Linked DNA regions of Mus musculus: regions 1, 2, 3, 5 and 6 are each linked to region 4. The links are chromatin loops, found by intact Hi-C in ENCODE. Cell type or tissue: gastrocnemius. All regions are shown on one strand. Region 1 overlaps Rtkn2 (rhotekin 2). Region 2 overlaps Gm40681 (a long non-coding RNA gene). Region 3 overlaps 1110002J07Rik (RIKEN cDNA 1110002J07 gene). Region 4 holds the start of Egr2 (early growth response 2). Region 5 has its middle 54 kb from the start of Zfp365. Region 6 has its middle 18 kb from the start of Gm32515.

The links. A loop is a pair of places that touch in the nucleus more often than their neighbours do. Peaks named below come from ENCODE experiments on the same cell type or tissue, not always from the same donor. Only the 100,000 strongest peaks of a DNase experiment are listed, where the experiment ranks them.
Region 1: it touches region 4 in a loop (2.7-fold over the local background); 10 of 42 quality-filtered maps call a loop at or near these places.
Region 2: it touches region 4 in a loop (2.4-fold over the local background); 8 of 42 quality-filtered maps call a loop at or near these places.
Region 3: it touches region 4 in a loop (3-fold over the local background); 4 of 42 quality-filtered maps call a loop at or near these places.
Region 5: a loop joins it to region 4, with 8 times the contacts of the local background. A loop is called at or near these places in 20 of 42 quality-filtered maps.
Region 6: a loop joins it to region 4, with 2.0 times the contacts of the local background. A loop is called at or near these places in 14 of 42 quality-filtered maps.

The regions. Positions count from the first base shown.
Region 1 is chr10:67,982,082-67,987,081 of GRCm38, reverse strand. The region is part of intron 1 of Rtkn2 (rhotekin 2); the gene reads right to left. Among named protein-coding and RNA genes, the nearest start is that of Rtkn2, 5.0 kb to the right of the region's middle. In gastrocnemius, a CTCF peak has its summit at 2,305 (motif pointing right); DNase peaks (open chromatin) are centred at 1,819, 2,302 and 2,672.
Region 2 is chr10:67,764,208-67,769,207 of GRCm38, reverse strand. The region is part of intron 1 of Gm40681 (a long non-coding RNA gene); the gene reads left to right. Among named protein-coding and RNA genes, the nearest start is that of Gm40681, 12 kb to the left of the region's middle. In gastrocnemius, a CTCF peak has its summit at 2,848 (motif pointing right); a DNase peak (open chromatin) is centred at 2,858.
Region 3 is chr10:66,907,292-66,912,291 of GRCm38, reverse strand. 1110002J07Rik (RIKEN cDNA 1110002J07 gene) reads left to right here. Exons shown (of 5, transcript NR_138561.1): 5 at 1-102. Among named protein-coding and RNA genes, the nearest start is that of 1110002J07Rik, 11 kb to the left of the region's middle. In gastrocnemius, a CTCF peak has its summit at 2,893 (motif pointing left); DNase peaks (open chromatin) are centred at 428, 957, 1,878, 2,917 and 1 more place; H3K4me3 peaks cover 272 bases; H3K27ac peaks cover 1,158 bases.
Region 4 is chr10:67,533,183-67,538,182 of GRCm38, reverse strand. Egr2 (early growth response 2) reads right to left here and starts at 2,684. Exons shown (of 4, transcript NM_001373983.1): 1 at 2,653-2,684; 2 at 2,445-2,550. The coding sequence starts at 2,543. It overlaps Gm32255 (a long non-coding RNA gene), which reads left to right and starts at 2,003. Exons shown (of 4, transcript XR_380523.3): 1 at 2,003-2,929. In gastrocnemius, CTCF peaks have their summits at 2,035 and 2,787; DNase peaks (open chromatin) are centred at 1,488, 2,029, 2,718, 3,060 and 3 more places; H3K4me3 peaks cover 2,919 bases; H3K27ac peaks cover 1,999 bases.
Region 5 is chr10:67,856,635-67,861,634 of GRCm38, reverse strand. No RefSeq gene overlaps it. Among named protein-coding and RNA genes, the nearest start is that of Zfp365, 54 kb to the left of the region's middle. In gastrocnemius, a CTCF peak has its summit at 2,551 (motif pointing right); DNase peaks (open chromatin) are centred at 2,554 and 3,917.
Region 6 is chr10:67,644,446-67,649,445 of GRCm38, reverse strand. No RefSeq gene overlaps it. Among named protein-coding and RNA genes, the nearest start is that of Gm32515, 18 kb to the left of the region's middle. In gastrocnemius, no CTCF peak of the experiment used is centred here; no DNase peak of the experiment used is centred here; H3K4me3 peaks cover 1,688 bases; H3K27ac peaks cover 2,367 bases.

The sequences.
Region 1 (5,000 bases), 450 kb before region 4:
AAAAGGAAAAGAAACAAAGATGAGAAGAACATCTTGCTACCATAACCTCCGTTAGCTTAACAGAGCTCTCAAAATCCATATTTGACCCTTGAGTGGGCCCTTATTTGGATACAGAATTTCCCGTGTTATTAATTACAATGGGGTCACAATGGAGTAGAATGGGTCTCAAATTTTAATAAGGCCAGGAAGAGACACAGACCCACAGAGAGAGAGAAGGCTACAAAAATACACAGACCCACAGAGAGGCCACGAAAAGACACAGAAACACAGAGGCCACATAAAGATAACGGACACATACAGAGAGGCCACATATAGATGTAGACCCAAAGGGGCTACAAGAAGACTCACAAACAGGACTGGTCATATGAACACACACACAAGACACACAAACACACAGAGAGATACAGAGTTAGAGACAGAGACAGAGAGACAGAGACAGAGCCCTATGACGACAGATACACGAGGAGGCCATGTGAAGACAGAGATGGAACACAACAGGTTGATCCCAGTAGCCAGAGCCTAAAGGGGTCATGGAAGGGGTGTTCCTGAGGGCCTGCAGAGGTGGGGGTGGGGTACTGTCAATCTCTGGAACTGGGGGTGGGGAGGGGATTTGTGGGTCATTTGTTAGACAGCCTTAAGAAATACAGAATAAGCAGCGGGTGAATAAGAATGACGACTCAGCAATTAAGAACAGAATACTTGATGCTCATCTAGTGGACCAGGGTTCGGGCCCCAGCGCGTACATCCAGCAGTTCAAAATTGCATGTAATATCAGTTCCAGGGGACCCAGGACCCTCTTTTTCTACACATGTGCATATAACCCCCACCCCCACCCCGGCTGCCACCACCACCTTAACAACTGTAAGCAGCACACTACACACATGCACAGATCATGAGAGCCACAGGTGGCTCTGATATGCCTGGAAATCGCCAGAGGCCTCAGCTGCCGGGACAGAGACTCATCTCTGGCCATGTTTATTTTGGAGTCACCAAGAAATTTCTTTGTAGCTTAGTTCTGGGTCTTGGTCTTTTTCTATTTAGTGACTGCATGATGGCCTCACTCAATATACAAGTCTCATTCGTACCATTAAAAGTCTACACACCAGATGCAAAGTCCTCTGTTCACTCCCAGAAACTTTGTAAACATTAGAAGCCACAGAGGCCTCTTTATGAACGGGCACAGAACCCACGCGTGTCTATTTCTAAGCGACAATCCTGGCTTCAGAGGTTTAAAAACAAAATACAAAAAACAAAAAAAAACCTATTACTTTTTCTTTGTACCGAAATTCAATTTAAAAATGTGGATAGGATCTAATAAGTGTCAAGGATTAAAAGGACAATCATTTCAAAAGGAAGAGAAGAGGGTTAGGAGAGTTGAGAGTCTATGGCGGTTACCCCCGAAAGCAAAATGTTAGATGGTTTGACTTGACTCTCCAAGCCTAATCGGCTGAGCTATTCACATGAGAGAACAGATCTGTTTAATTACCTTCTGTTACCACAACATGGAATCGTCACAGGCTAACCTTGTCATGTAGTATGTGCTGACTCAAGCTGGGGTACTCTACCAACGCTGTCCCTTGCTGCACTCCTTTCTTTGACCATGACTGCCTTCCACCAACTCCGACGTCATCTATGGATGACTTGCAAGCCCCAATGTCGTTTCTCCTTTCACATCATCAGCAATCAGTTCTAAGAACCATCTACGTGACCCACATGTCTACAGTGATAGACGGTAGACGGCGGCAGGCTGGTTAGCGCTGGTAAGTGCACACCGGGAGCGACTGGAAGCTGGGATGAGCCGCTTTACCCCACAGAGCCAATATAAATAAATGCCATCTGGTGCCTCGGAGTTCAGCTTTGCCTTTTAAACGAAGCAACGAGACAGCTGATTGAGCTGGCGCAGAGGTTCTGAAAAGCTGGCTACATCCGAGAACCAACTGAGGCACACGGAAAGAACCTTATTAAAGTTCCTGACCCATCCAATTAGGTCTTTGGAGACGGGAAGAGCATTTTTTTAAACGGTCTTCTAATGTGGGGTGGAGACCCCTTTGGGGGTCACATATCAGGTATTTTGTTCATTTTTTTTATACCAATTCATAACGGTAGCCAAATGACAGTTCTGAAGTAGCAACAAAATTATTTTACACTGGGGGGGGGTTGTCATCTCAATGTGAGGCACTGTATTAAAGCGTCGCAGCGTTAGGAAGGTTGAGAACCACCACTCTAGCGTTCAAAATAGCAGGTGGACTGCTACTGTGGACAGTGAAATCCAAAGATTTAAGGTTGCAATAACCTGAAGTAACCAGCAGGGGGCCACGGCCACACTACACATTAGCCTGGGCTTCAGGGCCTCCATCTATCTGGGAAGTGCATTTTCTTCCCCAGCTGAAAAAGACTTCGGTGATTACAGAGGATTGGGAAATGGAAGGGATAAGAACCTCAAAGTCTTAAATCAAAACAAACAAAAGCTTACGCATGAGACTAAGTTAACGTCCCTTAAGGAAATAAGGCATATGCAGAAGCTATTTCTAGAATTCCACCCTTTACTGCGAGAGTTAGTGAACTGTGGTCTGGTCCATGTGTGATTTTGTAAATAAAGTTGTCCTGAATCACACCAGCTCGTAAAAAAAGCCGGATTGAATCACAACTAGCTCATACTGGCTCTGGCTGCTTTCCAGCCACAGTGGCAGAGTTGAGAAACTTAAAAGATAGTGGCCTCTTACCCACTTCAGCTTAGATGCGCTATAGACTAGGATCCTGACTCCTTTGTCAAAGCTAGTCGAGCAAGTGAGAGAGGGCTGAGGCTGCAGGGTGAACTGCCTACTAAGCGCTACATCTGCATTGTCTTTGAATACATTCAGTTAACAGTGTCCACTGCTGCCGAAAGCTTATGCTGACCACACAACCTGTCGGCACACATCCACCCTGCCCGGGAGAAGAAAACCTCTGACCAGCAAAACTAAGCAGCCTTAGGCAAGGAACTGTTTAAAGAGCAAGAGAATTAGTCTTTACTTAGTAGGTGTGCATGGTACTGCTGGGGAGAAGTTGCTGTCTCGGGCCATCCAGTGTGAATAAGGATCTGGAAAGGAGGGGGCGCCCGCTGGGCATGCAGTCATGTTGACTGGCCTCCAAGAGGACTGAAGAGCTAAAATCATTACTGTTACAGCCCAGACCACAGAGCACAGCCAGGCAGAGTTAAGGATGACTGTGGCCAATAAGAAAAGCTGCCCCGCATGCATCCTGCTGCACCATTGAAGAACGAGTCCCCAGAGTGAGTGGGTTAGCAATCTCCTTTCTCGGGGTTCCATCAGGTCAAACAGAAACCTGTGTCACTGTCCTGGTATGGTTAATAGTAAAAGTTAAGAGCTAAGACGGAGCCGGGCAGTGATGGTGCATGCCTTTAATCCCAGCACTTGGGAGGCAGAGGCAAGCGGATTTCTGAGTTCGAGGCTAGTCTGGTCTACAAAGTGAGTTCCAGGACAACCAGGGCTATACAGAGAAACCCTGTCTCGAAAAACCAAAAAAAAAAAAAAAAAAAAAAAAAAAAGACAGAATGGACGGAACAAAGCTAAAAACAGAATAGCTGGACCCTTTAAAAGTAGGAGATAGGGGCTGGACAGACAGCTCAGTGGGAATACTTGCTGTTCTTCCATTGAATATGAGTTCAGTTTCCAGCACCCACAGCATGCAGCTCACAAACAACTATGAGTCCTGCTCCAGGGGACCCAACGCCTTCTCCTGGTACCCCACACTCATGTACACACCCATATAAATACATAAATAAAAATAAATGTTTAAGATAAGTAAGAGTAGAAATGGGGAGTTGGGGAGATGCTCACTGTGCAAGCACAAGGACCTGAGTGTCCACAGAAAAGCAGGCACCGTGGCGTCTGGGCTGTAACCTCAGGGCTGGGGAGGTGAAGGCAGACAGACCCTGGGGGGTACTGGCAGTCAGTCTAGCAAATATGGAAAGCTGCAGGTTCAAAAAGAAATACTGTCTGTCTGTCTGTCTGTCTCTCTCACTCTCTCTCTCTCTCACCTTTAATCTCAGCACAGGGGTGGCAGAGGCAGGCAGATCTCTGTGACTCCATACCAGCCTCCTCTAGTTCCTGAGTTCCAGGCCAGCCAGGGGCTACACAGCAAGACCTTGTCTCCAAAAAACAAACAAACAAACAAAGTGGAAAACAATAAAGGAATAAACGAAGCTGCCCTCTGCCCTCCCTACGTACGTGCCCAGATGAGAATAACTCTGCACACGCCTGCATCTGCATACAGAAGAGGCTTTAGAGCTGGGTATAGTTCAGCAGTGCAAGGCTTCTCTAAAAGGCGGGGGGGGGGGAAGGGGGCTGGATTTTATCTCGAATGCCACAAAAAGGTAAAACTTACAAAGCTGGCAATCTAGGATATGGAAGAGAGACATTTGGACAGTTTTAAGATCCAGAACTGCACAAAAAGGCAGAGAATGGGCCTCACTGCCCATCCTGAGAGGTGACTTTTACAGTTGCAAGCAGGGATGGGGGCTTGGTGAAACAAGACAGAAGCCATACTGTAAGTAATTCTGACCAAAACTACTACTCACCTAGCAACTGTAACTATGACATGTTGGTAAAAAGACCAGGGGTAGGCGAAGAAAATGAAAGGCTGTTTATATACAGTATGTTTGCTTCTAGAATATTTAATTAAATGATTATTGTTGTTGTTATTATCGTGTGTGCCTGTGTGTATGTGTAAGGTGTGTGTACACAAGTACAGGCTGTGTGTGTGAGTGCATGTATGTATGCACACAGATAGTTGCCATACCATGGTATTTATGTAGTAGTCAGACAGCAACTTTGAGGCGTGGTGTCCCCTCTCTCCAGCTCAGGTCCCCACCATGTGAAGCAAGCGTGTTTACCTCAGGAGCTATCTCACCAGCCCCAATCTCCATCTCTTAAACAATATCCCATGAACTGAAGAAAAAAAAAATTAACACTAACCATTCTAGGAAACTGAAGTGCAGA
Region 2 (5,000 bases), 230 kb before region 4:
TTTGTGGATTCTCCTATGGTTTTTAGCATAGCCAAGAAACTTTAAATTGTGTTCTTCAGACTCAAAAAGAAATTATTTTATGGGCTGGTGAGATGGCTCAGTGGTTAAGAACACTGGCTATTCTTGCAGAGGTCCTGAGCTCAATTCCCAGCAACCACATGGTGGCTCACAACCATCTATAGGAGGAACTGATGCCCTCTTCAGGCAGGCGGATGTAGCAGCAGAGCTATATATTAAATAAATAAAAAAATTTTTAAAAAGGTTTTAAAAAAGAAGTTATTTTATGAATAAAGGCATGGTCTACAAGAACATGGTACCAACAATAATGAATGTCTCTTTTCTGATTTGACTTTTTCTTTGATCCACATCATCTTGTCTATGCTAAGTCTACTTTCTTTCAAGGTAGAACTTCATTTCAGTAAGCTGTGGACATCATGGGCAATGCAACAGTGATACAACCTACCCCGCTTTCCTTGAAGAGCCTCTCTCCCAATGTTCTCCCCTGGTTCCTTGTTTTTTTTTTTTTTTTTTTTTGATTTTTCTTGTTGTTGTTGTTTTTTTTTCTTAAAAAAATAATCCACGTATTTACTTTATGATAAGATCTTTCTCACCAAAGACGGTATCTTTTTTTTATCTTCTCACTAATATCTCTTTAATACTTGCTTGAGCTAGTGTTTAAATCCCATCACCTGCTGCCTTTTGGAGATGGTAACTATTGATGACGGTTGTGAAATGAGTTACTTACCCTTCAGGTCTCACAAATTGCTCCTTAATTGATCTCCCCTTCTTCTTACCATCACCCCTTCATCTGAACTCCCTGCAATTACTGCCTGAGAAATCCTCGTCTCAATAGGACAAAGAGAAGAAAATGGATATTACCCCAGAGTCTTTTATAGCCTGATCAATCATAGGCTCAATTTAGGATCCTATCTTGTATGAGACTGATTTTCGGGGCCAATTATCTCTACAAACAAAAAAACTAGGACAAGGACATACTAATCTGACATCAGAAGATTGGAACCATTGTTTCCAGTTGTCATTATGGTCAAGGACTGTTTGACCCAAGTCGCTCTTAACTTTGCTTGTAAATTGTCCAGATTTGGAGTGTGAAGAGAAAAGGGTTCCAAGTTTCCAGGCAAGGACAACAAAGGCGCAGTGTTGACCTGCGCTGCGTGTAGACCATAATCTTGTAACCTTAAGATGCACAGCCACCCATCCACCATGTTGGTGTTCTTGCATCCCACCTTGCAATTTCTTTTCAGAAGCACCCCGTCTCACTACCCACAGGTGCAAAGGCTCACACCCACCTCCTGGAAGGCTTTTCTAGTAGAAAAGGCCAAGGTAGAAACATCTCCTTGACATTGTGACCTAACAGAGGAGCAATGTGGAGATCTCAGTTGGTTCTTGACCAGCGTCCTTATGTTTAAAACCATCTTATTCTTCACAGCCTGTGAGCTCGGACACACCTGTCAGCAGCTGACCCATGTCCCTCACAGGCGGTTTGGTCTTTTCCCTCACAAGTGGTCCATTCCTGTTGAATTCTAGTAAGGGGGCTACAGAAGGTGTTTGAGAAGGAGCTACCGAGTGAACTAGTTGACGTGAAGCCTTACTGTAAGACGGAGTGACAACTCCATTGCTAGTGTTTCTGCATGCCGCCAGGATAGCTACACAATCAGAACAGAATCCCTCAGGCCTCTGACCTCAGCTAGGCTAGGCAGCATCTCTACGGAATGTTCAAATTCAGAGCTAGGGACGGCCAGGCTTTTATGTAGAAGGACCTGTGAGAGGAGAGATTTAGCTAAGGTCAGGGACCTTGTTACCCACGTTGAAGGGGAACTAGCTCACTATGGTAGGAAAAGAAATCCATGGAGATATCAGAGACAAGAGTCCAGGTACCATCTAAGCCCCTGGTTCCCGTTGCTCTGGAAGTCTAGAGCCATTCCCCTTCAGCTACTTGACTATTTCTTTGCTTGTATAAAATATTTCCCCCAAACTTCCAGTAAATCCCCCTCCCCTGGCCTTAGCAAACCACCAGTCCTGGCTTTGCTCATCTGTACTCATGAGACCCAGTTACACGTCACCCAGCATCAGCCGGGCCATCCTGACAGATTCTGAGACGAACGATGGCCTGTCACATCTCCAGTTATAGATTCTTCCTCCCTCCTAAGCTGCCCACTGGAATCATGAGCACTAAAGACAAAAGTTACAGGGATTGTTTTGGTCGCAGCACAACTTTTGGGAAGGAAGCTCCCATAATGGTATTTTCTCAATGCTGATCACCTGTCCACTAATAAATCCTTACTGCCTTCCTTCTGCTGGGGACAAAGGACCCTTGAGTGGAAGAAAATGGTCAGAGCCAACCCCAGGGTGCTCCCCGTGCTCCTCCACCCTCTCCACTTCTTTAGCCCCAGACTGTTACTAACCGAAGACATAGACTCCTTTGGTCTTTTATTATAGATTACATATATAATAATGTATACAATATATAATTTATAAGATATATCATATATTATCATATGTAATATAAGATATTATATATACATACATATGTATATGTGTGTATTACACACACACACACACACACACACACACACACACACACACATATATATATATATAAACTTTATAAAATTTGGACTCAGGTAATGACTGACAGGGTTAAAGCTTTCCAGTTCGCTTTCCCCACCTTTCTGGATCATTCCATACACCTGGATATTTTCAGCGTTTAGCCTAGCCAACATGTCTGCTACTGTGAGTGTTTTATTCGGCCTCCTCTCTCTCTAAAGCTTTTGAGTGGATTTCCAATCCCGCCAGAGACCTGGCAGCTCATTACTCCCTTTCTTCCACTAGATGGCGCTAGTCGGCATGCTGCGGGCCTCAATCTACAGCTCTTTCTTGGTTGTGGCACTTGACAACAGACAGTGGGGGTTAGGTGCTCAGGTGAGAGGTTCCCGGGTATCCTGCCTCTTCATTTTTTGACGAAGACTTTGGGCATGAGCTTGGTGTCCTTGTTTATAAACAAAATTAATGGTTCTTTTCCCTAGGAAGGGAGGCGTTCTGCCGGCGGCCGTCAGTTCGGCTTTCTTTGGGTTTGAAGCTTAGAAAGACTGCTTCACAAGACCCATGTGTGGACAGAGGCATTGATGTGAGGGGGTACGACACAGTCTTGGAAGACCAGTAGTGGGTACCCCACTATGCCTCTAGCATCCTTTCCTTAGGATATTTTGCATGATTTTATAGGGTAAAGGGACCTGTTAAAAAATATGTACATTAGCAGAATAACATCCAAAGGCAAGAACAACAGTGTTCTGCTTGTCAGAGACTGTGTTGCATGTAAGCAAAACTGTCAGAAATCAAATCCTCTTTCTTTCTCTACCAAAGCTTTATTATTACTACTATTATCATCATCATCATCATTTTATTGTTTATTGTTATTATTACTACTACTTTTTAGACTATGAGAAAAAATTTAAAAAACAGCACTAAAATACACCACACTCGCTTCCCTTTGTTAAACACAGCGCAGTGAGTTTAATGGAGCTCATTTAATATTTTGTTGTTGTAGTAATACCGGATTATAGCTTTGCTAATTCGATATTCCTGCCTTGACAGATGGCCATGAGCTTCTGTTATCCTGTGTTTCTTCCCAAACATTCTCCACTCGTTTCCATCTTTCCGCTCTGTAATCCGTGACATCTCTTAGGCTAGATACCAGATCTACGGGCTTTCCGGGTGGGCTAACACTGTGGTCAGCCCTTCTGCTGAAATCATGTGTCTCTTGCCTTCTGTGGGATCCTCTACACTCCTCAGTGTCTCAGACCTCAAGGATAGTTTTATCGCCAGTGGTCCAATCAAGGGACTCTAGGCATAGCCACCCAGAACATCTTCTTCCTGTCCATACTCCTTAATGAAGAACAGCTTTATGGCAGAGGCAATCAATAAAGTTAACACGCTAAGGCAAGGAGCGGGTGAAGAAACAGATACAACCCAGAGCTCTAACGATGGTGCTCGTGAAAGACTGGAAGCCAGAGGGGTGAAATGGTAAAACCGGACCCCTTTTCTTTTAGACAGGGCCTCAGCAAGTCAAAGCTAGCCTCTTAGTTTATCTATATCCAAGGATAACCTCAAGCTCCGGATTCTCCTGTCTTATGGCTTTTGAGACTTGACAGTCTCGCACCACCATGTGCAGTGTAGGGCACGCTGGGAATTGAACACAGGACTTCATGCATGCTAGACAAATATTTATCAATCGAGCTACTGTACTCTTGAGAACAGAACCGCAAGTCGAACTATCTTCGACTTGAACATTCACTGGACAGAAAAGGAGAGGCAGTCTTTAGGAGAGTCTGACGTGGGGCTCAAATGGCCTTAGATCAGACTGCTCTCCATCTCTGTTCTCCTCTGGGAAAGCTTTTCTCACTGATCCACTTTGTCATTCCAAACTTCTAGAACTAAGTTGGGACCTTCTGGCTTACAGTTAAGTTGAAAGACAGCTGCTCTTTAAAATAATTCCCACAAAACTGTCAGAATCGACCTTCATTGGAACATAGGCCATGTGGCTTCCAAGAGTCAATTATTGTGACCAGAAACCACAGTCCTGATTCGCAGGTGTAGTTTGCATAGTGTCTCTAGAGCATTGGTTCTCAATCTGTGTGTCGAGACCCCTTGGGGGGTGGGGGTGGAATGACCCTTTTATAGGGATTACCTATGACCATTGGAGAACACACATATTTACATTACAATTCATAACAGCAGCAAAATTACAGTTATAAAGTTGTCGCAAAAAAATAATTTTATGGCTGGGAGGTCACTACAGCATGAGGTGTGCTGTATTAAAGGGTTTTAGCATCAGGAAGGTTGAGAACCACTGCTGGAGTGAATGGACCACATGGCCATGACCACGTGGACTTAGAAGTAATTCTGTCGTCATTCCCCTGAAGGAGTGGGTGGCCGTCTTATGCTTATGTATGGGGAATTGTGTCTGGCGCAGAAAACCAACA
Region 3 (5,000 bases), 630 kb after region 4:
GCCACGTACTCAAGTATACAAAAATGCTGCCCAGCACGTGCCGAATAGGGCCAATATGGAGGGTCTGGGTTGAGGTATTAAATAAACTCGTACCAGCCCTTGCCTTTGTATTCTATTTCTTTCTTCCTCTCAGGCTGGAACGGGGGTGGGGGGGTGGGGGGGGGTGCGAGCCACCTTAGTAGTTTCCTAAAGAGTGGTATTCTGGGCCAGGGTGGTAAAGCGCCAACAAGCGTGGGTCCTGGATGACTTGGGGTGCTGGAGCAGGGCAGCATCAGCTTTTCGTGATGATTCATCCATCTTGATTGTCCCTGTGCGGCACCTGGGAAGAGAGATCCTCAGTTGAAGAACTGGCTCCATCTGATCAGCCTGTGCGCTTATCTGTAGAGGCGTTTCCGTGATTGCTAACTGATGTAAGAGGGCCCAGGCCACTGTGGGTGGTGCCATTCCTAGGGGAATGGGCCTGAGCTGTACAGGAAAGACAGCTGACCAGGAGCCTGGGAGCAAGGCGGGTCTCCACAGTCTCTGCTTCAGTTCCTGTTTAAGGTCTTGCCCAGACTTCCCTCAACAAAGAAGTGTGAGCTGGGAGTATAAGCTGAAATAAACTCTTTCCTTCCCCAAGTGTCTTGCGGTCAAGGTGTTTATGTCAGCAACAGGAAAGCAAACTGGACCATAGCCAGACCCCTAATGCCTTGAACTTTTGGGTGGTAGAAGTGAGCACCTTATCTCTGTTTTATTCTGGAAACAGCTGAAACCACTTCCTGTGGGATCCACCCACTTTCTGGGTATTCCCAGCCACACCCTCCCTTGTTTCCCAGGGCCCAGCTTTTCTCTGCATCTCTGGTGTGACTTTCCACGTGCTGGGACAATTCTTCCAGTTTCCTCACTAGCTGCACTGGGAGAGACTTGGGCTCATCTCGTATTTCTGGCTGCATCGTGCCGCCACCATTTGGGGACTTCTGCAGCTCTCTTACAGAGCCATCTGCCCCCACGCTAGGCGGACAGTCTCCAGCTCTGGTAGCTGCTGGACTGAGGAGTCCTCCAGTTTGCAGTTTCCACCTGCAGTGGGGCTGAATATCCTGTTCCAGAAGCCCTTTGTCTACTTGGGCGCTTTAGTATTCCTGTCTCCGAACCCAGCGGTGGGAGACAAGGGGACATTCTCAGAGTCCCTTCTCAGGAGCACACTGGTCACTGACTGCAAGGTAACCATGAATGAACACTATCTTTCTCTGCTTTTTCTTTCAACCCCCCCCCCCTTGGCTTTCTCCAACAGCAAAATGATTTTGAGTTGTTTGGGGGCAGAGTAGGCTGGGAACTTTCTTGAGAAACGTATTATCTTTTTTTTTCATATATAGGTAAGACATTAGCTTTTTTTTTCTTTTAAAGATTTTGGTTTTATATTATTTATATGAACACATTCACATTATAGCTGTCTTCAGACACACCAGAAGAGGACATTGGATGCCGTGACAGATGGATGTGAACCACCGGGTGGTTGCAGGGAGTTGAACTCAGGACCTCTGGCAGAGCAGTCTCTCTAGCCCCTGAAAACTATTATCTTACTGCATAAGTCTAAGCTTCAAACATAGCCGCTCCTTCTCTGTGTCTGTCTCTGACTTGGCTGTAGCAAAGGTCAGGTTCCTTAGGAGGTTCAGTGACAATAACCAGAACACAGTGAATGGATGGCAGTGTGTGCGAATGGTTCAAGGTTTCAGCTGTGCTAATATGGCTGCGTGCTTGTCTCGGGGGAGTTTCCTCAGTCGATAAATAAGAGTGATTTTGCCATGATAGGGGTGAAGGTTCACTGACTTCAGATCCTGAAGGCTGTGTTCTAGTTTATTCTCTGCGAGGGTGTCCTCTCTGTCAACAGTAAGGACCAATTCCTGTTGACCCCGTTTGCCTCTTTATCTGTGGACCTTGGTTCTCTTGGCTGTGGTCCACGCTTCTGTCCTTACTACGTGTTAACATAGTGCAGGGTACCTCAGAGACAAGGACCTTAAAGAAAAAATACTCAATATCGGAAACTTCTGTCGAAACGTTACTACCACTACTCCGTGTATACGAATTCATTTAAAAAACTCATTTATTTCTGATGGTGCTAATGAGATACAGTTCAAGCTAGAAATAGGATTTAAACCTACCCAACCTAGTTCCAAGGCCTGTATGCTTAATTATTAAGCTAGATGACCTCTTATAGTCGGGACTAGTCGGGAGGAAAGAAAGGAGACATGACCTGTAGTTGTAGGTGACCTTTTGTCCTTTGATCAATCTTTAAAAATTGAAATGAATGTGCCTCAAATTAAAGATTATGAATCGGCGGGATGAATGCTTATAAAATGTGATCAATATATTTCTAATTATTAAATTATTATCATTATTACTATATGTGTGAATGTGTATGAGAGAGAGAGAAACATATTTATGGTTTATTTTGTGTGTATGCATGTGTGTGTGTGAGAGAGACAGAGACAGAGACAGAGACAGAGAGAGAGAGAGTGAGTTTTATGTTTATGGTGTATGTGCCAAGGCACGAAAGTGGTCAGAGGACAGCTTTGCTAAGTCGGTTCTCTACTTACACATTTACGTAGGTTCCAGAGATCAAACTCAGGTTGCTAAGCTGTGCAGCAGATGCTCACTGGACCATCTCACACTGGCCCTAGGCTATCAATATTTAAGATAAATAACGAATACATTAGAACTCACCTTTTTTTTTTCCCCCAAAATGACCTTTGGTCCCCAAATCAATCTGTGAAATGTAATTTTAATTCTCGAACAGAAATAGTAATTTAAAATTTAATGTCAACTAAGCAACTAAGACTTTCTTTGGCTTTTATTCAGTGACGCTTCTTGAAAGTACTTCAGCAGGCTAAGTGAATGATCGCACAATACAACTTTATTGCCATCTAGTGGCAATGTGGAGCATTGCAGAAGCGCCTGCAGAAATGCTGAGTTTTGCGCCCCCCCCCCCTCCTCCCCAATTCTTGGCAGCCACCTTCTTTGTCTCTATCAACATTAACCGGTTCTCTCGGGTGGCACCTCTTGACTCCCTTACCAGCCGCTTTGGCTGTACATTATGTTACTAATTTGATTTAGAACAGATTATTTCTTTAGATTTCTCATTTTGAAGGCACCATTTATCTTGAGAGTCCTCTCGGGGAACTTGCAAGACTCCTCATCTAAGAGACAAGTCTCTCAATGTGCAAATGGATGAAAGGTCTGTTGTCTGAGTTCCAGATGATCAATGTGGGAAGACACCCCGTGACATATGATTAAATTATTATGAGATTCTTTAGAGTCAGAGGAAAAAGAAGAATAATATATCAAATATGTCTTAGGTGTTGCTCTGGGGTCACACTGTCTCAGCATGTAGCAGCATGAACAGAAAACGTTTATTGTCTCACACAGTCTATGACTCCAGAGTTTCTAGATTCAAAGCCAGGCTGGGTCACCTGTCCAAAACAGACCCATTAAGAGAGTCAAGCAACATTGAAAAGCTGAGATTTAGTCACTGTGGCCACGTGGGGAAGAGGAACAAGCCAAGAGAAGGCCCACTTGACCTCCAAGCCTGTCTTTGTCCTGATGTGAACTTTAGGTTTAAGTAGAGAAAGCCTTGAGGTATAGGGCTCTCTGGAGTTGGCCTGACGCGTTGTCAGAAGTGTGTGAAATCTCTTCTTGCAGCAGCAAATTCCTCTTCTGGATGTCATAGCAGATTTTAGGTTTTCTCTCCCTCCAACATGGGATTCCTAGGAGTCTCCTGTCTTAATAATTGTCTGATACCAGCCCCTGCTTCCGGGCCAGGTCTCACTCTGTATCTCTGGCTGGTCTAGAACTCTATACATGGCCTAGACTGGCCTTGAAACTCATGCAGATCAACCTGTCTCTCCCTCATGAGTGCCGGAATAAAATGTGTGGGCCAGCACACTCCCGCAAGTGTCTCCCTTTTAAAGAACCATCTATCAGACCAGTTACATGGGGCCCAGGAACCTGGCATGGCTGGGTGTTCTGTCTCAGAGTTCTTCATTCAAGTGTAACATGGGGCTGCATTGTCTCAGAACTCTACAGGGTAGGAGGATGTGTTGCTAGGCTCACATAGAAGGCAGGTTTGGGGGTCTTGTTTGCTGCTGTCTAGATTCTCTGTCTCTCAGCATGTCAGCCCCTTCCTTGGACCCTCCAGAGCAACAGAGATCTGGGCCACTGTGATAAGGAACAACCCCAGGCTTGTCACAGACGGCTCGGTTTTAAGGCTGGTTACTACACCGCTGTCAAGCTTTATCAAACAGTAGCAGTTTGCACTGTTTGACAGCTTCAAGACAGAGGAACTGAAGGGACATGCCTTTCTCTTCAAGGCTTTGTTCAGCCTTGCCATGGCGACTGTCCTTACTCAGTCTTGAGGGTGATCTCTCTGGTTGCTCACATTTACCTGTAATATCACCTGCAGTGTCAGCTGCTTCCAGAACAGATTAATCAGGAGAGGTGCGGGGGGGGGGGGGCGGGGAGGATTGGATCAGTCTGGATAGATAGGAAGCCCTGTTCTGCTTTGTCTGTCTATCTATCTATCTATCTATCTATCTATCTATCTATCATCTATCTATCTATCTATCAATCACCTATCTACTTATGATCTATCACATCTATCATATCTATCTATGTATCACCTATCTATGATCTATCTATCTATCATCATCTATCACCTATCTGTCTATCTACCTATTTATCTATCTATCCACCCATCTGTCTATCATTTATCTGTCTGTTTACCTATTTATCCATCCATCCATCCACATCCATCCTTCCATCCATCCATCCACATCCATCCTTCCACCCATCCATCCACCCATCCACTCATCCATCATCTATTTATCCTATTTATTGCATGGGTATGTGTGATTGTGTCTGTGTCATAGCATGTGGAGGTTGGGTCTCTCCTGCTGCCTTATGGGATCCAGAATCAAATTCAGGTTATCAGGGTTCGACTTAACACCTCTACTCTCTAAGTCTTGTTC
Region 4 (5,000 bases):
ACCTGGAGCGCCAGAGAAGCCGTTTTTTTTGGAGAGGGGTTGAACTGAGCCTAGGATGGTATCTCCTTTTGCCCTCCACACTTAGAAAAGACCACCACAACACATCCACACACACCAAAAAAAAGAAAAAAATTAACAGAAATAAAACTAGCAACCAAGTTGTTGGCTTCTTAAAGAAAAAAAAAAGTCTATCCGTCACTGACTCTCTCCTGCCTGTGATCCGGCTGTTGGGGAGCCAGGAGTTGCTGGTGTAGTGTTATTATAACAGTCAGTGTGTCCCCTCGCCCAGCTATTAATCAATCGCTGCTCTCTCAGACGGAAAGTGTTAGGCTCGGAGTATTTATGGGCAGGTCTTCAATACCCGTGACGTCGCTGCCCATATATGGACTGAGGAACAGGGCTGGGCCTGGCAGCTTTTGCCGTCACATGGCCAATTTGCATACGGGCTTGGCTGCGCGGGCTCCGCTGAGCTCGCCAGGAACGATTTGCAGCCGGTGGACAACCACCCGGGTCTGGGGCTCTCGGCCCCTGCCTGCAGCGGGGACTCCGGACTGCAGAGTTCAGCGGGAAGAAGGCGCGAGCACCGACCCTAGCGCGGCCGCCGTGAGTTCACCCACGGCGGCCGCGCTGGTAGCTCTGTCTCTTGGGGCGGGGAGGAATTCCGGTTCTCCGAGACTTTCCAAAAAAGGAGAAGATCCGGTAGTGGCGGCTCCGCCTCCCCGGCCCTTGTTTGGGAGCCATTCCGGAAAATTAAACTTCGGAAAGAAAACCGAGCGCTGCCGAGACACTACAGTCAAACCCCTCCTTCACTTTCTTGGCAGCTCAAAACCGCAAGCAAAAGAAAAAAAGAGAGAGAGAGACAGAGAAAAAAAGAGAGAGAGAAAAAAATTACCCGCACTCACGGAAGCTGACTGCCTTTTTCTGAATTACACGGTGGAAAGTAGTGTCTGGTGATAAGAGTAAATGCGGTCTTGCTTTTTTGGAAAGTCTGTGCTATTTATACAGGAGTGAAAACGGAACAGGTCTGGGCTGTTTGTTTGTTTAAGTATTTTTAGGTAACTTGAGGGTAGGGGTTAGGGTAGAGAATGGAGCAGAAGGGCTGCGGGAGCTTCGGGGAGAAAGATCCTCGGCCGGAGGCGCCCCCTCCCTCTGCCCGCGCTCTCCCCGCCCCCTCCCCTCCAGCTGCTGCTCAGAGCGGGCGCCCTTCCCGGCGTGTCTGGGCGGTCCGCTGCGTGGGGGCGACCAGATGGAGGCTTGGACACTCACCCTGCCCGATGCGCATACACACACACACACACACACACACACACACACACACACACCACGCTCGCTCCACTTCCGCTACACACTCTCCCTCCTCCGCTGCCCTCTTACAAACCCACTCAACACACCTTACGCTACACACTACACACCTCCTCCCTCTTGACAGCGCGCGTGTGTGCGCCTGCCTGCCTGGCGACAGTCAGGATATCCTAGGAAGACACTGCCTTCATCTTCACAACTCACCAACCCCCCGCACCCCCCCCACGGGGAGGGGTGCATCCTACCACCCGCGCCTAAGGTCTACCCCAGGAATAGCCCCCCCCCCACGCCCTTGCTTAGAGCTTCCTCTGCGCTGAGTGACAACAAATGGCACAGTTTCTGGTAGCCATGGCCCCCACACGTGTTTTCCCCGGCAAATAAATAAGTCAATAAATAAACAAGCCCTTCCAGGAGAAAGCTTCCTGCTAAATGACCAAAAACTTTTAAGAGAGCTAAAACTGCTGGCCCTCCGGACACTCGGTTCCCACCTTCCCCACGCGCCCAGCCCTCTTCCGATGCGCTCTGGCTACTGCAGGGTACCCAAGCCCGAGGCTCCGGGATCTACGTAGCCTGGGATAGCAGACGCAAGCTGGGAAACTGCCCTGCCCTTCTCAGCTTCAAAGTCCCGCAGAAAAGGGATTCAGACCGGGCTAGGCTGTTCTCTTTCTTGACCCACGCTACCCGGAGCAGCGAGGATCCCCAGCGGGCAGGAGCCACGGCGCCACGCCGTGGAGGGAGCGCGGCGCTGCAGGCGCTCTCCCGCCCATCACCTGCGATGCCCGCGGCCGCAGCGCGCCGGCTCCTGCCCTATTGGAGTACGGTGGTCAGGGGAGCCCCAGTGCCACCAGGAGCCGGCTTGTCGCCGCTCTCTGAGCAGCGCTGTTCTCCTCGTGCCAACCGTGAAAGTTGTTCTCCCGGGAATGGTCCTCGCCATTACTTCAAACGCCCAAAAGCATTATCTGGGAAAGTTTCTCGATCGTGCTCTGCGCGCGATCTCCTTTCCAATTGGGGATCAAATTCAAAGGGGACAGGAGAGAACGCTCAGCGAAACCTCTGTGGGTATCCCACCCTCTTAAAAACCCTGCAAAGCCCTGTTTCGAAGGGAGAGGGGGGAGAAAAGGAAGAAATAGTGGTGCTCTTACCACGTGCGCCAGCCCGCTCCGCCTGCGCTCCGGCCAGTCCCGCGGCCCCCGCGCTGACCACAGGCAAGACGACGCCTCGGTGGGGAGCCCGACTCTCATCTCCAGCCTGGGTAGGGAAGAAATGGGGGGTCGGGTTATGCAAATAGAGGTCCCGGCGGTGGGACTCAGGTTACGGGTCCCCCACCAGCCCCAGAGGTGAAGCACCCACCCGCGCGGGAGGCGCGGGCCCTGGCGACTGCTGGCGCTTCGCTGCCGTCGGTGCACGTGGGCGGGAGGATTGCAGCAGCCGCCCCTCTCCCCCGCGCTGTCGCCAACCCCGCAGGCTGCCGCCTCGCGCCGCCCCGAGGGGGAGCTCCCGGGCGGCGGAGAGAATGGGGAGCAGGGAAGCCAGCCCAGGGCAAGACGCCCGATGATGGTAGAACTGACTGGAGCGCGGGAAGCTGGCGGATTGCCGCTACCAACCTTCGCAGAGGAGGACAGTGGGGGTAAGAGAAGTGGTTCCATACCATCAAGGAGTCTAGAAAGGGGGAGAGGGGTGGGGGGGAACCCTGTGGAAGCTGAGCCTTCCAAGAACTCTCTCACCTACCCTTAAGAGCTTCGCTGGACCCAGCTATGGCTAAACATGGGGGAGGGGAGGCAGGTGCTAATAGAGGCTAGCTGCCCCGAGGCAGGCCAGGCTCTGAAGGATGCCCGGGGCCAGTCCCTCTCTCAGCCTTTCCAGAACATCGGAGGAGAACCAGTCTTTGATAGCCTTACTTACCCCCCCATACCCCACTTTCTTCCTCCCCCCTTTAAAAAAAAAGTACAAACCTTTAAATGTAGTCAGCGTAGATAATGGAACAAAATCAAGAGCACATATTTCAAGCCAGCCCCAGCGAGCTTAGACAGATAAGTTCAGGAAAGCTAAAAGAACTTGCCTAAAGTCTCGCAGCTGGTGATTGGTGGTCCAGTTCAAATCTGCTGCCCGGTCTTCAGGATCCAAGTCCCTTGCCCTGGTCACTATGCGGGGTGCTCAGAAAGCCTGGCTCACCCCATTAGGGAAGAACACGCCGACTTCATCAATTTCATCTTGCTTTGGCATTTCAGAGGAAAGTGAAGCTGAGGTGGTAGTAGAGGGTGGCTACAAGGCAAGAGAGAGGGGGCTGTTACAGACAGACCCCTTCAGGGAGAGGGAGAATTCCAATGTAGCGACTCTGCAGACCTGTTCCAGGGAAGGAATGACCAAGCATATTAATGCTGCTGTCTTAAGAGAACCCAACCCCATGGTATCCTTCCTGGAGGCAAGGAGGGGTAAGAGGAAGGCAGGGGGTGTGATTCTGTTCTACGGAGAGGAAGAACCCTGAGATGTGGGAGTGGAATACCAAGGTGAGACCAGGATTCCCTACTTTGGAGCATTTGAACTGTTAGTGTTTAGATAAAAATGCAACAAACAAATGACGAGAGAGAGAGAGAGAGAGAGAGAGAGAGAGAGAGAGAGAGAGAGAGAGAGTTGTCACTACATGTGAATAAGACACTCCAAAAGATATCAAGTCAGGAACAATTTGCTGCCAGACTCATTTGCTTTTTCCAGAGGAGGTCAAAAAAAACCCAGGAGATTCCTTTGATGCAGGCTGCCTGGGATGAGGGTAAAGTAGCACTGTGGGCAGTTGGGAGATGGCTAGAAGGTCCTAAGGAATGCCTTGTCAGGGTGGTTTTGGACTTTCTTTCGGTCGGTCTCGTAGCTGTTCTACAAAGTGTGTTAACAGGATGATGGTTACTCAAGAGACACGTCAAATGATTTACCACATGCATTTTGATGTGCCAAGAAACGTGTTTGGATATCTTCACATGTGATGTCATTTTCCTCCCACCTGCGACTGCTGGTGGAGAATGGGAGATGCAGCCAAGGTTAGCATCCCCCTTAACCATAGACGCAAGCAAGGACCAGATCTGCAATTCTGATGGCACAAAGCACGTGGCCTTTAAAAACCAGACAAATGCTAACTGACAAATAGCTCCCCACACCTAGTATCTCAGGACAAACTTGAGGACCTATGGGTTTTAGCTGAGCTCATGCTATGCCTGACAGAGCTGTGGAGCCAAAGTTAATGACATCCCAGTGGCATAGATAATATGGACAAGACCCTTAGGACCATATTTCAGAGATGTATCAGTACTGGTTCAAGCAGTGGATGGGCAGAGTCTTAAAACTATTTCTTGATGATCAACCGTGATTCCAGCATGTGCTACACTCTGAGGGATATGATGGTACCTAGACCCAGGTCCAGCTCCGAATCCCACCGAGTTTGTCCAGCACATCACTCAAAGGCACCATCACGGTGGCTGTGTTTGCTCCCAACAAAACAAAATATCCAGCTGAGGACCTCACCTGTCACAGATCTGAAGGACATGCAAGGATTGGGGGTGGGGGGGTATGATCTCTGGAAAGAAGGTTTCGGGGAGAATGTAGGTATAGGACGGGCCTTGGGGCAGGAGAAAGCAAGGTACATTTGTGAAGAGAAAGTCCAGTGTGGGTAGAGATTTCCAGATCATCTTCCATGCCTGGCATTGGGGCCA
Region 5 (5,000 bases), 320 kb before region 4:
CCTTCCCTGCTGGGACAAGTAACAGTTAAAGTTAGCTAGGACATATGGGCTCTGGGCACCCAAGCTCAGGTCCCCATAACTGAGCATTAGGCAGTTTACTTATGGAACCCAGAGTCCCATTCTTCATATTTAGGAGGAAAAACAACAGACACAAATGGCGATTGTTGAAATTTAATTCCACAAGAAAGTTAAATGGCGTGTCCAGATTATTGGTAATAATACATAAAAATGTTAATTAGTAAGGACAATTTTGATGACCTATAAGACCTTAGTCATTCACGGTGTCACTTCAGTACTTCAAGGCAAAAAGGATTTTCACAAAGAAATTAGTGTTTGGTAGGAGATTAGCATTCCTTGAATCTCTTTCCAGGCCTTCAATGATCCACACCGTTGCCATGACTAATACCCTGACTATCGTGACCCAGACCCAATTAGCTGGCAAAGCAAATGCTAAAGAGAGAGCCAACTAGGAGTTGGTGAGATCTCGTTTCAGAGTTGGTAACTTTGTGTCAAGAATCTCATTTCTGTCGGCAGGCTTATCTGTAACATGGTCAGGAGAGTCACACCCACAGTTCTACACAAGGTGTATAATTAGCCCTTAAAAGATGACATGGGTGAGCACATGGCATTGCAAAGGGGTCCGGCACACAGGGAAACCTCTTCCTGGAAGCCTCTTACTCCATTGCTCCATTGCTCCATTGCTGTTAGCTCTCAGAGCAGGAGAGCCGAATGCTGCAGGTACCTGCACAGGTGAGAAAACACCATCTCTGCTCTCGGTGATGTCAAAAGTTGTTCCTATTTACATCTTTCTACAATCTGTACCCATAGGGGAAAACTTGAGTATACATCGGGTTTGGGGGTGGAGCAAGATAGATAGAGATAAGGAAATATGGCTGAGGTCATTTTACAACTGATAAATTATGAAGAGCAGTTCCGCTGAATATAACTACTTTAAAATACATTTGTTTAATCTATTTATTAGAGACAATGTTTCGCCTAGCCGAGGCCCTGGGTTTACTATGTAATTGAGGCTGCCCTTGAGTGGGCCTGTGCAGCTGTGTGTATGAGCACAGATCCTGCCCTTTTGCTGCTCCCTGTCAAGTGCTGGGACTGCAGATGTGCACCTCTGTACCAAATATTAGGAGGTGCTGAGGATAAAGCCCATGCCAGGTGGACACTCTCCTCCACAAGCCCCATCCCCTGCCCCTACATTTCTTTCTTTCTTTAATTGTTTGGAGACAGGGTCTCACACTGTACTCTAAGCTGAACTGGGACTCACTTACATGGCCCACACTGGCCTCAAAGTTCTATCTATCCCCCTGCCTCAGCCTCAAAGCATAAGGCACCAAGCTCAATTGCTTTAGGAAGCAGCTTGTTGACTTTATCTTAAAGAGTTGAGCTACGACACCCTGCTTTTCTTGCCCTCTGTAAATCCTCTTCCTGGCATAAAGTAAATGTGAAAATGTAAACAGAAAATTTGGTTCTTCTAAAGGAGACCCATGCTACCTTCTTCCTTTTGGGGGCGGGGTGGGTTTGGGGTTTTGGCTTTTCAAGTATGGGGCAGAGTTCTTTATGTAGCCCTGGCTGTCCTAGACTCGATCTGTAGACCAGGCTGGCTTCAAACTCACAGAGATCCACCTGCCTCTTCCTCCTGAGTGCTGAGGTTGAAGATATGTGCCACCCCACCTTCCTTTTGCTTTTAAGTAAAGGATTCTGGGAACAGTTGTGGTGACAGACACATATCAAGAGGGAGTTATTTTGCTCTAACTGTATATTATAGAAAGTTAACAGGTTGCCATATTACCCAAGGATAACTCGTAAATCATTTTCTTCTAAATTTGCATACTTATGTGCCAATGTATATGTGCTAATATGCATGTATTTATGTTTGATGTATGGATTGGTGTAGATTGGTGTTAGTATGGTACATATGTTAGCATATATGTTAGTGTATGTGTGTACTAGTATGTATGTTTCTTGGTGTGTGGTTAGTACACAGTAGTATATTGGTATCCAAGTATTTGTTATTGTGTCTGTTAGTATATTTTTGCCTTTGTGCTACTGTGTGTCTGTGCATGTATGGGTGTGTTGTGCATGTTAATATGCATATGTATTAATAAGTGATTAGTATGCATGTTAGTGTTATATGTGTGGGCATGTTAGTGTTATTATGTATATTAGCATGTTTTTAATTAATGAGTGTATTTGTGTGTATGTTAGTGTGTGAACAGGTGTTGTATGTTAGCATGTGTTAGTATGGGTGTGTTCTTTGAATTTTAGTATGTGTGTTCCTTCTTGTTAGTATGTTCCTATGTGTGTTCATGTGTATGTGTTAGTATGGGCTTGTTCGATGTTAGTATGTGGTTAGATTACGACGTGTGCATTTGTGGGTATTTGTAGGCTAGCATTCATCATGTGTGTTTGTTAGTATGTACATGTAGCAGCGTGTTCTGTGCACAGCTTGTGGGATTAGGAGCCATAGAAAGCTTATATAGCACTTGACTTTGCTTACTTTGGAAATGCCCTCAATGCAGAGCCGTGGTAAGTCTCCTTTTCACCACTAGAGGGCGTGGGCCGACAATGAATCGGCTCAAGCAATTTCATCTCTCCTGGCTACTTCCATTGATGCACTTTGAATGAGCTTGAACAGCCATGTTCCCGCTTCTTACAGCTCATGCCATTTACTTAATGCTTTTATTATTTTTGCCATTGATAAGTTCATCTACTGTCCTGAAACCTGAGTATGTTTTATCCAACTCAATATAGATATTACAGTGGATCGAAAACGGTGTCTCATTTTGAATTTTGACCCTTCAGAACTCTGTCCTGTGTTGTTAGAAAAGTGCTCTCTGTCTCTCTGTCTCTGTCTCCCTTTTGTGTCCCCCACCAAAAGGAATTCTTGTAACTAAACTCATTGACTGATCTAGAGGACAGTGGAATCCAGATGGGGACCTGAAGAGACCTGGCTCCGTCGCACAGAATGCACATCCACCAGAGGTGACCTTCAGCTACCTTCAGTGATGGTGATGATCTCCACGGACATGTTCTCAGAGGGCAGACATCTTCCTTTTCGTGTGTCTACCTGTCAGTTAAGCGTCTCGCACAGACTGTATACACGACTCATAAATACGAGGGAGGAGAGAGGAAGCAGGAAGCAGGAAGCAGGAAGTCGGAAGTCGGAAGTCGGGAAGTACACCCAGCTTCTCCACAGTTAGGATGCAGAGAATTGTGGATCCCTTGGGATAGAAACGTTGCTTTACTCATGGATACTAGGGATTCTAAGCGTGGACTGAAGCTTGCACAAGGATAAGACCTCTGCTAAAACCAGGTTCCCAGTCCCTGCTCCAAGACGATGAGTCTGAACCTTTTCAAGTGCCCAGGAATCCACAGTTCTATATACTTCTGAACTTCTGCCTTGTACCTTGCAAAGCCTACATTTCATATATGTTAGGTGGAAAATAATATCCGTGATTCAGTCTCTGACATCATGCCTTTTTACGCAAACACATTTCTTTGAGGAAACAAGCTGTTTCACTTTAATAAAAAGAAAAAATAATCTTAAGTAGGGAAAATATTTTCTTGGATAATAAAGAAGACAAACCTTTTAAAAACTGACTGGTATCAAGTAACTAAACAGAAACCAAGACTAATGTTTATCCTAAAAGGTTTGGGTACTTAGACACAAAGGCAAATCAGTTCGGGTTCCAACCCTTGGAGTATCTCTGGCTACTTTTCTCTGATGCTCTCTGTGTATGCCCCTTCCCAAGACCTTGGCATCATGGATTGTTTTACAAGTTAATAAAGATTTAGCTGGCTTTCTACACTTGCATGTCCCTTGTCTTCTCTGGGCACAGATTGCTCCCAGAGTCTCTTCTTGGCAGGAACCTGGCTCCTTTGACACAAAGGCAAGGCTGAGTCGTCTCATACTGGCAGCAGCCCCAATTCCATGAAGAAATGTGCTCGCCTTTTTTGCAGAGATCAGCTAGGCTGTGTCCGACCCTCTGTGGCAAAGGCAGACTGACTCTGTACTGGGACACAGATGGATTCTCTGTGTAGGAAGGAGGAAAACGCTGGCTACAGTAACTAGAGTTGGACGAACATCTTACCAGCATGCTATACCTAGGAAGTGATCTGTTTGGCTGCAAGAAGCTCAAGAATTTGCACAACACCATTGAATAGTCTGACCTCATCATAGCAAACACAGCAAATCAGACTTATCTCTGTTTTCCCAACAAGCAAGCCAGTTGCTCCCTCGGCACCCAACACGTCATACCCCTCACAACTTGTGCACACCGGCTCAAAGCTCTGCCCCAGAGAGAATTCCTCCATCTCCTTGACACCTGGGATAGCTAATCTCTATTGTCAATGGGATGACATCTCGAAGCACCTGGCAGACAAAACCTTAGACACATCTGTGAGGGATTTTCTATATCAGGTTAACTGGGGTGGAAGGATCCGCCCACCGTGGGTGGCATCATTCCATAGGTCTGCGTCCTGGATTACATACAAAGGAGAAAGCCAGCATTCATCACTCTCTTCCTTATGACTGTGGATGCCTCCGGCTTCTGCCACATACCTTTTCCATCCGGATGAACTACATCTTGGAACTATGCGCCAAAATAAACCCTCCCTTCCTTAAGTTGCTTTACTCGGGATGTTCTGTCCCAGCAATGGGAAAAGTAACAAAGACACCACCCATAGGGAAAATTGTTCTTGTTGTAATCATTGAGCTGTGCTCATTGCTCTGCTTACTCTGTCTTATACCATCATGACGACAACTCCAATAAGAAGGTACTGCTACTAATACTGCTTCGTTTCATTCCATATCCATTGTGATTTCTTTGCTCCCACATTGTCCAAGTTCTCTGACTTTGTGTGTTTGTTGTTATCTAAATCACACACACACATACACACACACACACACACACACACACACACACACACACACATACACACACACACACATATACTTTAAGTAGCCAAACCAGTAGAGAAGTTGG
Region 6 (5,000 bases), 110 kb before region 4:
GTTAGGGTTTTACTGCTGTGAACAGACACCATGACCAAGGCAACTCTCATAAGGACAACATTCCATTGGGGCTGGCTTACAGGTTCAGAGACTCAGTCCATTATCATCAAGGTGGGAGCATGGCAGCATCCAGTCAGGCATGGTGCAGGAGGAGCTGAGAGTTCTACATCTTCATCTGCAGGCTGCTAGTAGAATACTGTCTTCCAGGCAGCTAGGGTGAGGGTCTTAAAGCCCACACCCACAGTGCCACACCCACTCCGACAAGGCCACACCTTCTAATATGCAGATCCCTAGGCCGAGCCTATACAAATCATCACACATGCTATAGTAAATTGTCGCTAGGAGGCTCCTTATTCCCCATTTGCCATCTATGGTCAACAAGGACCTCTGCATGTTCCAGGCACTTTCAATCTTCAAGATGGCAGACTAGTATAGAACACAGAAGTAACCAGGCATTGCCAGCCACTGTGAGTTCAGAAGGTAGTGAACCTGCAGGCTGTCAGAGCACGCCCAGAACGGAAGCACAGGGGAACCCTTAAAGGAGGTCTTAGTTCAAGGACAATCAATGCTAAGAAGGTGTCTAAAAATTGGCTCTTTACTGCTGAACTTTATGCTAGGCAGGAACCTAGCCTTCAACCACACCATGTGGACCAGAAATAAAAGCAGTTCTTCCTCAAATGTTTTCTTCCCTGAGCTGGGCTCACATGAGAGCATCTAGCTGAGAATCCAAAATTCAGAAGAATTTTTTTTTAAATGTGTGCTTGGACTTGATACATCTCCGATAGAGATTAGATTAGCAATTGTTTCTCTTAATAACCAGCACTTCCTCTCGAAACAGTGCCCAAAGCAACCAAAAAAAAAAAAAAAACCTCCTCTAATTTCATGAAACTTGTCATTTCCTTTCCCCTCCAAGACCCCATTTTCCTTCCTTCCCCTGGGCCTCATTGAGATTTTTTTTTTTTTTTTTTTTTTTTTTTTTTTTTTTTTGCCTGACTGTAATGCTTTAGCGTTTGAAATACTACTCCGCCTTGGCAACCGATACAATAAGAGTTTCCATTTGGGAGGCGGGGCAGTTTGGTGATGCTGAGAGTTTTGATCCCAGCCAAGGTCCCACGCAAGGTCAGAGACAGCAGGGCTGAGATTAGACGCCTCGCCCCAGGAGCCTCAGCATGAGACCCACAGCAGTTTTCCTGTCATCTTCTGAATTTGGAACGGCCTCCCACCCACACAAGCCTTCTCCAGCGCTTCCTTCCCTTTCCCTAACTCCGTTCAATCACCCAGGGTCTACACTGACTCCAGGGTCTGCCTGTGGTTTTGACCAATTCTGCATGCACGCTACTCTGGAAAACCATGAAAGTGGGAAGAGCCTCCTCGCTCGCTCACCTACTCCAAGCTGAACTTGATTGCCCTGATCCGAGTGAAGGACCCAACAAAGGAAAAGACAAAGGGCTGAAGCAAGATGCTCTCCGCAGTATTGTTTGCCTTGAATGTTGGGGCATGTACATAAACCCCTCCCTCTCTCATCTATTTCCCACCAGGTTGACGCTCATGCCAATCAAATGTTGATCCTTCCCTGGTCATCCTGGGAACTGTTGGGGGGGGCGGTGCGGGGGTAACCTTATGTTCCTAAGTTCTCTAAAGCACAAGTATTCCTCCCCCAAGCAGGCAGTATAATTAGCAACCAAAAAACACTGCTCCACTTCAGGCTACCGTCTCATTTAAGGTGGGCTATTAACTTTTCAGAGGGCGTGAAAAGCTACCTCGCCATTTAAAATAGAGCAAAATGCGGAGGACTCTGCATTTAAACTTCTAAAACAGCGGCAAGCACCCACCACCACCCACAGATCTAGCAATTGAGGTTTTCCTTTCTCTTTCTTTTCTTTCTTTCTTACCCCCCTCCCACCCCCCACCCCAACCCCCGGCTTGGCCTATTATTTATTTAGAATCGGAACCAATTCCTTACAGGAGAATGCAGCCATCCAAGCTGACATCTGGAAGCATCTAGAAGGAAGCAGAACAGTAACCAACACTGAGGTAGGCAGACTTGCAAAGTCATTAACACTCATCTACCCAGAATCCCCTGCTTCTCCCCACTTTGCTTAGACCTGGCTCGGAAGAGAAACACCCCGTTTAGAGGTAGGGGCGAACCAAAGCAGAAACAAAAACAAATTCAGATTCCTTCCGCCTAGAGGGTTCCTTGCCACTGGACTCTGAGCCCTGGACTCTCTGTTAGCCACAGAAATTGATTTGAAGCTGTCATTGTGACTTAGCATTTGGTCTGTCTTACCTATATGGAGATCTTGGGGTGGGGCTTGGAAGGGGGAGGTGTAACGTGTAATTGGGAGAAAAGGACAACTGTGTCAATCCTTTCAAAAGAAAAAAACAATTGAATTTAAAAATTAAAATAAAATTAAGTTGAAAAAGAAATTAGCTCTGAAAGAAATCCCCCCCCCCCCCCCGAAGAGTGAGCTTGCTGCGTGTCAATTAGGGAGCCTGTACTCCGGGTAGCTTTGCTGCTTCCGAGCCAAATCCTCAGCCTCCCACACAGATCTGTGAAATCAATTGTCTTCCCCAAACATGTGGTAACCACGGCGAAGTGAAATGACTAAAACTTCTCTCAAAGATGACATCGCTCCTCTGGTCTTCTTTCCTGGGGCCCAGAAGGGACCTGATGGGGGGCAGGGGCTCCTCCTGAGGAGTGAGGATTTTTTTTTTAAACAGTAAGTTTCAGACTTTTGGTTTAACCTAGTTATTTGGGGGATGAAGAGAGTGAAGGGGGTGGGGTTGGGAGACAAAAGGCAATCAAGTGAGGATTGTCATTGCTGACATACTGACACCTGCATGTCAATGCCAAGGTGGGGGGCTTCGAGGGCTCCCCTGGGATTCCCCACATGATCCCTCCATGTGTTTCTCCCATCACCCCACCATGGGGCAAGACTACCACGGAGGGTGGAGTGGCTGGCATACTGAACCTGCCATCCTGTGACATTTCCCTGGAGAAGACAGTTCAAATCCAGTCCCAACAATGCCCAGAAGACAGGGGAAGGCCATCAGTCTCCATTAGGGAGACAGGGTTATTCTCCCATATTATCACCCTGTCATGTCCCCTTCAGTCTCCAAAAGGCATGGCTGTCTCATACATCATCATCAGCATGTTCCCCTCACAAAGATGGAGAACCCTACGGAGGGCTCCTTTCTGCCCAAGTCCCTCCAGAGATAGCCAAGGGCCTTCCCCTTGTCTGAAAGGATGCTAGACTGCCAACAGAGACATCTGCATCCTAATTAAAGGCTAGGCTTTGAAGAGTGCCAAGGAGGGACCTGACCTCCAGTTTGCAAATCAGAAGTTTAAACAAACTTCCACAGCCTCCACAGTTCGGGTGAGCACCCCTGTGGGGCCAAGATGGGGGGAGGGGAGAGAAAAAGCCCAGATCCAGTTCTTGGGAATCCAGCTATGCTTAAGCTTGGCACGTACACAGTCCTGTCACTGGAAAGTGACACACTATTTATAGCACTTATATTTAATTAAGTCACAGATAATAATTTTTACTTAATTCTTCCACCAGAGTCACTTTATATTTTAAAAGACATTTTTTTCCCGGAGACAAATTTGAGGCTCAGAAAAGCAGTTATGATGAGAAGAGATAGATTTTGTCTGATCACAGACCTTGAATGGGTGACTGTGCTGTGTTAGCTGAAGGGATAAGGAACATTCTAGAATACTGGTATATGTCCTAGATGACAACGGTCGGAGTTGCCACCCACTGAAACTATGTGTCTTACCTTGTTCCGTGCATTTCTGCTCTGTATGTATTCTCAGTTAATTAACAGAGGGAACATGACTCTGAGAGACAGGCGTTATCTACATTTCCTAGTTAGGCTTGCTTATTAGAACTTGGGGGAACTATATAATTCACTAAGTCCTCAGTGGGTAAACGGTAGTCAGAATGCAGTCTTCAGGACTTGGGTGTCCACACATAGTGAATTAATTTAGGTGTCCTTATACACAGCAACTCCAAATCCAAATATTTTTGTGCAGCAGGCTAGATGGGCCCAGTAGGAAAAGCTAGCCAAGCTGTATGGTACATGCCTCTAATCCCAGCATCTGGCAAGCAGAGGCCGACAGATCTCTGAGTTCGAAGCCAACCCAGTCTACAGAGCAAGTTCCAGGACAGCCAAGGCTACGTAGAGAAAGTCTGATTCTTAAAAGAAAAAAAGAAAAGAAAAGGAAAAGGCTATGCACTGACCACCGTGGGCTTCTCACCAGTGTGGGTCTGGATGAATCAGTTGAAAATGAGCTCCCATGGGACCTCTCAAAGGTACAGACTTGTCAAATGAAGCACTATGATAGGAAAAAAGTGAGGACAAGCCATGTCGTCCTCAGTTAACCAACAGGGGCACAGATTCCACTCTTGAGTCAGCCTGGGAGCCACCAGCACTTGCTGTCCTGTGAACACTGGCACACCAGTATGTGGTACCCTGGGCTTCCTGCATGCCAGTAGGGAGAGAAGGATAACCCACCTTTTTGCCCTTTCTCTATTTTTTGTTTGTTGGTTTGTTGTTTGTTTTGTTTTGTTGTTTTTTTTAATGTGGGCAGTAGCATTGTCTTAAGGCTCTAGCTATTCGACTGGGTGCCTCTATTGTTTGGAATGTGACCCACAGGGTTAGGGAAGGGCTTCTGCCATGTCCCAAGTTAAGGTGGCAGCCACAGAAATGCAGAAACAAAGCAAATAGTTCTGGGGTTCTCTGATGATGTCCTGACCCCAGCTATCTCTTTTCTCTCTGTGTAAAGAACCCTGGTTACTTGTAGCTACCACTCCTCTTCACAGTCAAACGCTTTGTTAAACTCAGAAATGATAACTCTTTTTCCTTAGCTGGTGGGAGAGGCTGATGCAGAGTCTCATGTTCTGACTTATCTGTGATGGTTGGTTAGTGGCCTGTGGGGGTGGGGAGGGAAAAAGCTTTGGAAAGGTTCCTGTGTAAACAAACAAAGTAACAAGATA